Regions from separate parts of the Homo sapiens genome. Here region 2 is linked to region 1. A link is a loop called in an ENCODE intact Hi-C map of the cell type or tissue named here. Cell type or tissue: PC-9. All regions are shown on one strand.

Region 1 (5,000 bases):
CCAGGCTAGAGTGCAGTGGCACAATCTTGGCTCACTGCAACCTCTGCCTCCTGGGTTCAAGCGATTCTTGTGCCTCAGCCTTCCAGGTAGTTGGGACCACAGGCACACGCCACCATGCCCTGCTAATTGTTTTTGGATTTTTGGTAGAGATGGGGTTTCGCCATGTTGCCCAGGCTGGTCTCCAACTCCTGGGCTCAAGCTATCTGCCTGCCTCGAGCTCCTATTTTTAACTTTTTTTTTTTTTTGAGACGGAGTCTTGCTCTGTTGCCCAGGCTGGAGTGCAGTGGTGCGATCTCAGCTCATTGCAAGCTCTGCCCCCTGGGTTCACGCCATTCTCCTGCCTCAGCCTCCCGAGTAGCTGGGACTACAGGTGTCTGCCACCACGCTCGGCTAATTTTTTGTATTTTTAGTAGAGATGGGGTTTCACTGTGTTAGCCAGAATGGTCTCGATTTCCTGAACTCGTGATCTGCCCGCGTCAGCCTCCCAAAGTGCCGGGATTACAGGCATGAGCCACTGCACTCGGCCACTATTTTTAACTTTTTAAGAAACTGCCCAACTGTTTTCCGAAGTGATTGTACCATTTTTTATTTCCACCAACACTACGAGCATTTCAGTTGTTCTGCATCCTCATCAGCACTTGGTATTGTCAGCTTTTCAAATTTTTAGCCATTTCCCTTGATGGGAAGTGGTATCTCTTGTTTTGATCTGTATTGCCTGGATGAGTAATGATGTTAGTCATCTTTTCATGTGCTTATGGGCTGTTTGTATATCTTCTTCGGTGAAATGTATATTCAAACCTTTCACCCATTTTTAATTGGGTTGTTGTCTTCTTAGCAAGTTGCAGAGTTCATTATGTTTCCTGAATACCAGCCCTGGCTGGGCGTGGTGGCTCACACCTGTAACCCCAGCACTTCCAGAGGCAGAGGCAGGAGGATTGCTTGAGCCCAGGAGTTTGAGACCAGCCTGGGCAATGTAGCTAGACCCAGTCTCTACAAAAAATAAAAAACAATTAGCCAGGCATGGTAGGGTGCACCTGTAGTCCTAGCTATCCAGGAGGCTGAGACGGGAGGATTGCTTGAGCCCAGGAGTTGGAGGCTGCAGTGAGCTATGATCGTGTCACTGCACTCCAGCCTGGGCGATAGAGCAAGACCACATCTCAAGAATAAAAAAAAAAAAAAAGAAAGAAAGAAAAAGAAAAGAATGCAAGTCGGGCCAGGCATGATGGCTTACACCTGTAATCTCAGCACTTTGGGAGGCTGAGGCAGGTGGATCATTTGAGGTCAAGAGTTCAAGACCAGCCTGGCCAACATGGTGAAACACCATCTCTACTAAAAATACAAAAATTAGCCAATGTGGTGGCAATGGGACGCCTGTAGTCCCAGCTACTTGGGAGGCTGAAACAGGAGAATCACTTGAACCTGGGAGGCGGAGATTGCAGTGAGCTGAGATTGCACCACCTGGGTGACAGAGCAAGACTCCGTCTCCAAATAAATAAATAAATAAAATAATGAAAGTTTGTTATTAGATACGATTTATAACTGTTTTCTCTGTGGGAGGGATTTTGGGCAGAGAAGAGGCCCTGGTGGGGGGGCGGGGGTCAGGAGGCGGAGGGAGTTCCTTGCACCTCACTTGAGTCTCAGCAATGCTCTCCCTTCTCTGCATCTGGAATTCCTAGGTGAGAGGGTCCCCCAGCTGAGCCACGGGAGCAGGAGGCTCATTTGGTCACCCACAAGGTGGGATATTTACTGTCACCAGAGACCATCCCCACTCACCTTTGCTGGCATTGGAAATGCTGACCCAGCCTAACCAAGCTCTCGGAGAGCTGTGCCCAAAGCTCACAGTCCGGCTCCCTCATTGAACAAGCCACCAGGAGGGCCAGGTTCTGAGGACGAAGGGAGCAGCCTTGTACCCCAGCATGATTGACTCCCGGCCCCCAGAATTCCCGGGGCACCAGGGGCGTTGGAATGTTGGATTTAGCAGCCCTGAGGGCCAGGGCTGGCAGGCATGCCCAGTGCTCTCGTGGGCGCACCCCGGCATGTCGGCTCCACTGCTGTGTGCCTGGGGGCAGCTTGTTTTCCTCTGCTCTTAAAACTGCCAGTCTGAGGGAGGAAGTGATCCTTCACTCGGATGTGCCAGGACAGGTAGTAGCATTGCTGACTCATCGGATGCCCTCACGCACATTCCTGACGCGAGCATTGTGGGTTGGCATCTGTATTCATCAGAATTTTTTTGGAAATGCAAATGACATTGTCCCTCAAATAGGTTTAGGAAAAAAAAAAAGGCCAGGTACAGTGGCACACACCTGTAATCCCAGCACTTTGGGAGGCTGAGGTGGGAGGATTGCTTTACCCCAGGAGTTTGGGACCAGCCTGGGCAACATAGTGAGACCCTGTCTCTACAAAAAACTTGTAAACTTAGCCGGGGCAGGGGATGGTGGTGGTGGCATGCACCTGTGGTCCCAGCTACTCGGGAGCCTGGGAGGTTGAGGCTGCAGTGAGCTGAAATTGTACCACTGCACTCCAGCCTCCAGCTGGAGTGGCTCACGCCTGTAATTCCAGCACTTTGGGAGGCCGAGGGGGGCAGATCATGAGGTCAGGAGATCGAGACCATCCTGGCTAACATGGTGAAACCCCGTCTCTACTAAAAAATATAAAAAATTAGCCAGGTATGGTGGCAGGTGCCTGTAATCCCAGTTACTCGGGAGGCTGAGGCAGGAGAATGGCATGAACCCGGAAGGCAGAGCTTGCAGTGAGCCGAGATTGCGCCACTGCACTCCAGCCTGGGCGACAGAGTGAGACTCCATCTCAAAAAAAAAAAAAAATGAAGAGCCCAAGTGGCCAGCTTCAGGCTCAGCTGGATCTAGGCCCTCCTCGGGACTCAGCTGTGCTGTCTCTGTGTTGGCACCGTTCCCTGGCAGGCTCTCCCATGCGGTAACCAGGATGGCCCCTGCAGCTTCTGGCTTCCATCCTACACCCAGGCAGCCCCAGAGCAGGGAGAATTCTTCCTAAAGGTTTCAGCCACAGCCTAGGCCCTGAGACGCCTCACCTGATCTTCTCTGATGGCCAGGCCTGCATTATGCATCCCCTCTAGGAGTGGGAATCGGGTCAACCCACATAAGTCATATGAACCAAGGATGGGGAAAATGTAGGCTGGGAGCAGTGGCTCATGCCTGTAATCCCAGCACTTTGGGAAGCCGAGGCGGTAGAATTGCCTGAGGTCAGCAGTTTGAGACCAGGCTGGCCAAGATGGCAGAAACCCCCTCTCTACTAAAATACAAAAATTAGCCGGGCCTGGTGGCGGGCGCCTGTAGTCTGACTTACTCAGAGGCTGAGGCAGAAGAATTGCTTGAAACCAGGAGATGGAGGTTGCAGTGATCCAAGATCGTGCCACTGCACTCCAGCCTGGGTGTCAAAGTGACTCTGTCTCAAAAAAAAAAAAAAAAATTGGGGAAAAGGGACCGGGTGCGGTGGCTCATGCCTGTAATCCCTGCATTGTGGGAGGCAGAGGTGGGAGGATCACTTAAGGTCAGGCGTTCAAGACCAGCCTGGCCAACATAGTGAAACCCCACATCTACAAAAAATACAAAAATTAGCCAGGCATGGTGGCAGATATCTGTAGTCCCAGCTACTCAGGGGACTGAGGCAAGAGAATCACTTGAACCCAGGAGGCAGAGGTTGCAGTGAGCTGAGATCATGACACTGCACTCCAGCTTGGGCAACAGAGTAAAACCCTGTCTCTAAAAATAATAATAATAACAAAATGAGTGAAGAAAAGGTTTCTTCAAAATCTGTGACCACAGATATGGCTGGACAGACAAGGGCATCTCCTGTATCAGAGATTTCCTGTGTTTCCGAGGTCCAGACATGAGGATGCTTTTGCCTGGAATCCTCCATCCGACTATGGTGCTCTGAATTTTCTCTCCCCATTGGACGGTGCTCCCCAGGGCAGAGGCCGAGTCCTGCCTGCAGCTCTGGGGCAGAGATGGGGCCTGGCTCATGGTGAGCCTTCTGGAAACATTGGGTGCAGGAAAGTTTGTGAGTATAGGATAGTGGGGAAGAGGCCTGGGGGTGGGGGGCTTGTCCACCCCTCCGGCCCCCTGCAGCCAGTCCCATCTTGCTGCCCCCTGACCCCCTAAACAGATAGCATCATGCCTGGAGGCTTTGCTCCTCTCCAGAGTCCCTTTTGTAAAGCGCTGGTGCTCCTATAAGCTCTTCTGTGCTTCATCATAAGGACACAAAGCTGGCCGGGCGTGGTGGCTCACGCCTGTAATCCCAGCACTTTGGGAGGCGAGGCGGGAGGATCACTTGAGGTCAGGAGTTTGAGAGCAGTCTGGCCAACATGGCAAAACCCTGTCTCTACTAAAAATACAAAAATTAGCCGGGCGTGGTGACGGGTGCCTGTAATCCCAGCTACTTGGGAGGCTGAGGCAGGAGAATGGCTTGAACCTGGGAGGTGGAGGTTGCAGTGAGCCGAGATGCTGTCACTGCGCTCTAGCCTGGGCGAGAGAGCGAGAGTCCGTCACAAAAATACATTTAAAAAAATAATAAAGACACAAAGCTTTTGATTCTGAGGTTACTGTACTAGCAAGCATCACACACTTTTTTTTTTTGCCATGATTAATATGTAATCTTTGCTTTTAGCCCTTTTAAAAATATTTTGTTTTTATTATTTGTAGAGAACAGGGTCTCACTATGTTGCCCAGGTGGGTCTTGAGTTCCTGGGCTCAAGTGATCCTCCTGCCTTGGCCCCCCAAAGTGCTGGGATTACAGACATGAGCTACCACACCTGGCCCTTGTTTTTTCTTTTTTTCTTTTCTTTCTTTTTTCTTTTTTTTTGAGATGGAGCCTCACTCTGTTGCCCAGGCTGGAGTGCAGTGGTGCGATCTCGGCTCACTGCAGCCTCCTCCTCCTGGGTTCAAGTGATTCTCCTGCCTCAGCCTCCTGAGTAGCTGGGATTACAGGTGCCCGCCAACATGCCCAGCTAATTTTTGTATTTTTAG
Region 2 (5,000 bases), 67 kb after region 1:
GATCTGCCCGCCTCGGCCTCCCAAAGTGCTGGGATTACAGGCGTGAGGCACCATCCCTGGCCTTTTTTTTGGTTTTGTTTTTGAGACAGGGTCTTGTTCTGTCTCCCAGGCTGGAGTGCAGTGGCATGATCATGGCTCACTACAGTCTCAACCTCCCAGGCTTGAGCGAGCCTCCCACTTCAGCCTTCCAAGTCGCCAGGACCACAGGTGTGCCCCACCACACCTGGCTAATTTTTATAGTTTTTGTAGAGATGGGGTTTCCTCATGTTGCCCAGGCTGGTCTCAAACTCCTGGGCTCAAGCTGTCTGCCCGCCTTTGCCTCCCAAAGTGCTGGGATTACAGGGAGTAGGTACTGCACCTGACCACCCTCATGTATATTCAAACCAGAATTTAGGGGTGGGTGTGGTGGCTCACACCTATAATTCCAGCATTTCGAGAGGCTGAGGCAGGAGGATTGCTTCAGGCCAGGAGTTTGAGACCAGCCTGGACAACATAGTTAGACCCCATCTCTACAAAAATAAAAAATTAGCCGAGTACAGTGGTAGTGTACCTGTAGTCCCCAGCTACGCTGGAGGCTGAGGCAAGAGGATCACTTGAGCCCAGGTGTTTGAGGCTGCAGTGAGCTATGATTGCACCACTGCACTCCAGCCTGAGTGACAGTGTGAGGCTGTGACTCAAGAAAATACACAAACCAAAAAAACCCGAGAATTTAGCATGTGGGCAGTAAGTTCTCAGGACTAATGAATCCAGGGGGCTTTTTTTGTCTAAAAGGAAATCTTTTTGCATCATGCCTTGAGGTCCCTTGTAATGGCCTTCCTGCCCCTTCTCCCAGGAAGGGATTTTGTTTTTTAGCAAGTGCTCTTCCAGGATCCTGGGCTGAAAGAAAAGGAAGAAACCCAAATTAGCTTACGTGCACATGGCCTGATTAGCTGTTCAGGGCAGGCAGAAACAGCCTGCAACTCAGGAACTGAATTCCCTGAGCGGGGAGGTTTGAGGTTGCTGTGGTTCCACAGAGCATGGGGGACAGAGGCCTGAGGATGCCTCCCCCAGTCCCTGCCCCTCATTCACAGGTGCCCTTGGACCAAGAAGTAGTAGTGGCCCCAGAAAGCCCATCTCCTGGCCGGGCGCGGTGGCTCACACCTGTAATCCCAGCTACTCAGGAGGCTGAGGCACAAGGATTACTTGAACCCGGGACGTGGAGGTTGCAGTGAGCCAAGATCGTGCCACTGCACTCCGGCCTGGGCAACAGAGGGAGACTCCGTCTGGAAAAAAAAAAAAAAGCCCATCTCTTGATTTTCTGTATACACTGGGGCTTAGTCTAAACGCATATGTCCCCATGTTCAGAGGTTTAGGCCTAAGCACAACTGGACTTTTGGTCTCAGGTAGTAAATATGGGAATTTTAAAAATTATTTTAGTGGCCAGGTGCTGTGGCTCACACCTGTAATCCCAGCACTTTGGGATGCCAAGGCAGGTGGATCACCTGAGGTCAGGAGTTTGAGACCAGCCTGGCCAACATGGTGAAAACCCGTCTCTACTAAAAATACAAAAAATTAGCCGGGCATGGTGGCGGGCGCCTGTAGTCCCAGCTACTCGGGAGGCTGAGGCAGGAGAATCGCTTCAGAGTCCTGGAGGCAGAGGTTGCAGTGAGCCGAGATCACGCCACTGCACTCCAGCCTGGGCGACGGAGTGAGACTCCATCTCAAAAAATAATAATAAAAAAACCCCAAAATTAGCTGGGCGTGGTGGTGGGCACCTGTAATCCCAGCTACTCGCTCGGGAGGCCGAGGCAGGAGAATCGCTTGAACCCGGGAGGTGGAGGTTGCAGTGAGCTGAGATTGAGCCATTGCACTCTAGCCTGGATATCAGGGCGAGACTCCTTCTCAAAAAAAAAGAAAAAGAAAAATTTAGTGTGAGCCTCATTACTGCATCGTATATAAATTATGATCCAAGGGGCTTAGTTCATTACAACTAATTGAGACTCAAATGGGACTTGGGATGTATGAACAGAAGTATGAGGGGCAGGATGATAGAGGTGACTGCCTACTCAGCTCTGTGCTTCCCTGATCTGCAGTGCCAGACTCTGGCTGGCTCGGAGGACAGCCAGCCTGGGCAGGAGACTGGAAACTCCTGCCAAGAGTGGCAGGGAGCCTATTGGTTGTGTTTTGACTTTTGTCATAGTGATGTGTGCCAGGCTGATTTTTTTTTTTAATAGGTCTTTTCTTCTTTGGCCTCTGGGTTTATTATTAAAAAGAAATGTTGGAGAGAAAGAAGCTAGCATTTAATGAAGTCCCTCCAGGAGGTGGCCCCAAGCACGCTGTGCACACACTAACCCAAAGCAGCCAATATTTGTTTGATGGATGGGAAACTGAGGCCAGAAGTCTTGTCTCTGGGAGACAGAGAAACAAATTCCCAGGACAAATTTCTGTAGGCATTGCAGGGAAGGAGCCATCTGTTTAATATAATAAACATTTTCAACAAAGGAAGGGTAGGAGGTATTCATGTATAAGCTGCACAGGCGGCCTTCAGCAGAGCTGGGTGCAGAATGGGGGTCCTCTGTTGTCAGGGAGGTCCGACTGAGGACGTCTGCACTCCCTGCCACCGCAGCAAGTCCCTGAGTCCGTCACTGAGGTCCCCCTTTGTAGGAGTAGGGTGTGCAAACTGCAGGTGTGCTTGCTGGGCTGGCTGGGGCTGGGGCCAAGGGGCAGAGGTGAGCATCCCCCTTACAGGGGCTCTTTTTGCAGATGATTGAGTCGAATGACATTTCAGAGGAGACGATCAGGACGAAGGAAACTGTGGAGGGTGAGTGGCCACCAGGCCGGGCGGGACTCTGGGCTCTGGGAAGAGGCTGGCTGGCTCTGCCTTCCTGCTGGGTCACATTTTGGTTTGCATCATCTGCCATTTGGTAAGAGTCACCTCCTGTGTGCTGTGAGCTATGTACTCCTGCAAGGGAGGAGGCCAGTTTACGGAGGGATAGGCATTGCACCAGCCTTCCAAGTTGCTGTCTTTTTTTTCTTTTTCTTTTGAAACAGATTTAACGGAATAGTAAACTTAATGGAATATCAAACCTTATTATTTGTTTGGTTTATATTTTATTTTTATTTATTTATTTAGTTTATACTTTACTTTTATTTATTTATTTATTTTAGACGGAGTTTCGCTCTGTCGCCAGGCTGGAGTACAGTGGTGTGATCTCAGCTCACTGCAACCTCCAACTCCCTGGTTCAAGCGATTCTCCTGCCTCAGCCTCCCGAGTAGCTGGGATTACAGGCATGCACCACCATGCCCAGCTAATTTTTGTATTTTTAGTAGAGACGGGGTTTCACCATGTTGACCAGGGTGGTCTCGATCTCCTGACTGCGTGATCCGCCCGCCTTGGCCTCCCGAAGTGTTGGGATTACAGGCATGAGCCACCGTGCCTAGCTGGTTTAAACTTTAAAAACAGGTCTAAACTTCAAATGGTTCAAAGGGCATATGGCAAACTAACTCTTCACTGTTCTCTATTCTTCCCTCCCTGAAGGCGCAGTGTTAGCTTCTTTATATCCCCTTTCCAGAAATATTTTGTGCAGGTACGAGCAAGCAAGTGACACAAATGGTACCATATCTTCCATTCTTTCAGCTCCTTCATTTATTCCATTTAACAATGTATCTTGGAGAGGGTTCCTTATCAGTAGTACATTCTTTTACAGGGTACAGAATATTCCATTGTGTGGAGGTACCATTGTGTATTTAGCTGGTTTCCGATAACAATCACAGATTGTTTCCAGTCTTGGTCAGTTACAAAGATGGTAGACTGTTTCCAGTCTTGGTCAATTACAAACACCACTGTAGAAAATTACCTTGACTTCCATTGGGCTCAACCAATTTTAATTCCCACCAGCTGTGGTTGAAAACCTGTTTCCCCTCAAACTCCCATCAACAAAACGTTTGATCAGACTTTGTGATCTTTGCCAATCTGAAAGGTAAAAGGTGTAACTTCAACTCACCTTTCTCTTATGTGGATGAAGTTAAGAGGTATTTCTATTTGCATTTTTTTTTTGAGACGGAGTTTCACCCTTGTTGCCCAGGCTGGAGTGCAATGATGCGATCTCAGTTCACTGCAACCTCCGCCTCCCAGGTTCAAGCAATTCTCCTGCCTCAGCCTCCTGAGTAGCTGGGATTACAGGCATGCACCACCACGCCTGGCTAATTTTTGTATTTTTTTTTTTAGTAGAGACGGGGTTTCTCCATGTTGGGGCTGGTCTTTTTTTTTTTTTTTTTTAAGACAGAGTCTCACTCTGTTGCCCAGGCTGGAGTGCAGTGGCACGATCTCAGCTCACCACAACCTCCACCTCCCAGGTTCAAGCAATTCTCCTGCCTCAGCCTCCTGAGTAGCTGGGACTACACGTGCATGCCACCATGCCCTGCTAATTTTTTTTTTTTTTTTTTTTTTAGTAGAGATGGAGTTTCACTATGTTGGCCAGGCTGGTCTCAAACTCCTGACCTCATGATCCTCCCGCCTTGGTCTCCCAAAGTGCTGGGATTACAGGCATGAGCCACCATGCCCGGCTTCTATTTGCATTTCTATTTGTGTCTTTTGACCATTTTTTTCTGATTGGGTTATTGATCTTTTTGCTGATTTTTAGAAGCTCTTTATGTATGACATTGCAGACATTTTCCCCACTTTGTCATTTGCCTTTTTACTTTTTTCTTATGGTGGTGTTGGCCATGCAGATATTTAAAAAATCAGGCCAGGTATGGTGGCTCACACTTGTAATCCCAGCACTTTGGGAGGCTGAGTTAGGAGTATTGCTTGAGCCCAGGAGTTCAAGACCAGCCTGGGCAACATAGTGAGACCCTGTCTCTACAAAAAATACCCCCCTCCAAAAATTAGCCAGGTATGGTGGCATGCAGCTATAGTCCCAGATACTTGGGAAGGTGAGGCGGGAGGATCTCTTGAGCCCAGGAAGTGGAGGCTGCAGTGAGCTACGATCATGCCACTGCACTCCAGCCTGAGCAATAG

Evidence for each region. Peaks named below come from ENCODE experiments on the same cell type or tissue, not always from the same donor. Only the 100,000 strongest peaks of a DNase experiment are listed, where the experiment ranks them.
Region 2: a loop joins it to region 1, with 2.1 times the contacts of the local background. A loop is called at or near these places in 11 of 110 quality-filtered maps.

What each region holds. Positions count from the first base shown.
Region 1 is chr7:74,310,753-74,315,752 of GRCh38, forward strand. All of the region lies in intron 1 of CLIP2 (CAP-Gly domain containing linker protein 2), which reads left to right. Among named protein-coding and RNA genes, the nearest start is that of CLIP2, 24 kb to the left of the region's middle. In PC-9, no CTCF peak of the experiment used is centred here; DNase peaks (open chromatin) are centred at 789 and 2,129; H3K4me3 peaks cover 1,243 bases; H3K27ac peaks cover 2,615 bases.
Region 2 is chr7:74,378,064-74,383,063 of GRCh38, forward strand. CLIP2 (CAP-Gly domain containing linker protein 2) reads left to right here. Exons shown (of 17, transcript NM_003388.5): 11 at 2,743-2,800. Among named protein-coding and RNA genes, the nearest start is that of GTF2IRD1, 73 kb to the right of the region's middle. RefSeq lists enhancers at 2,237-2,737, 2,738-3,238. In PC-9, no CTCF peak of the experiment used is centred here; a DNase peak (open chromatin) is centred at 2,878; H3K27ac peaks cover 820 bases.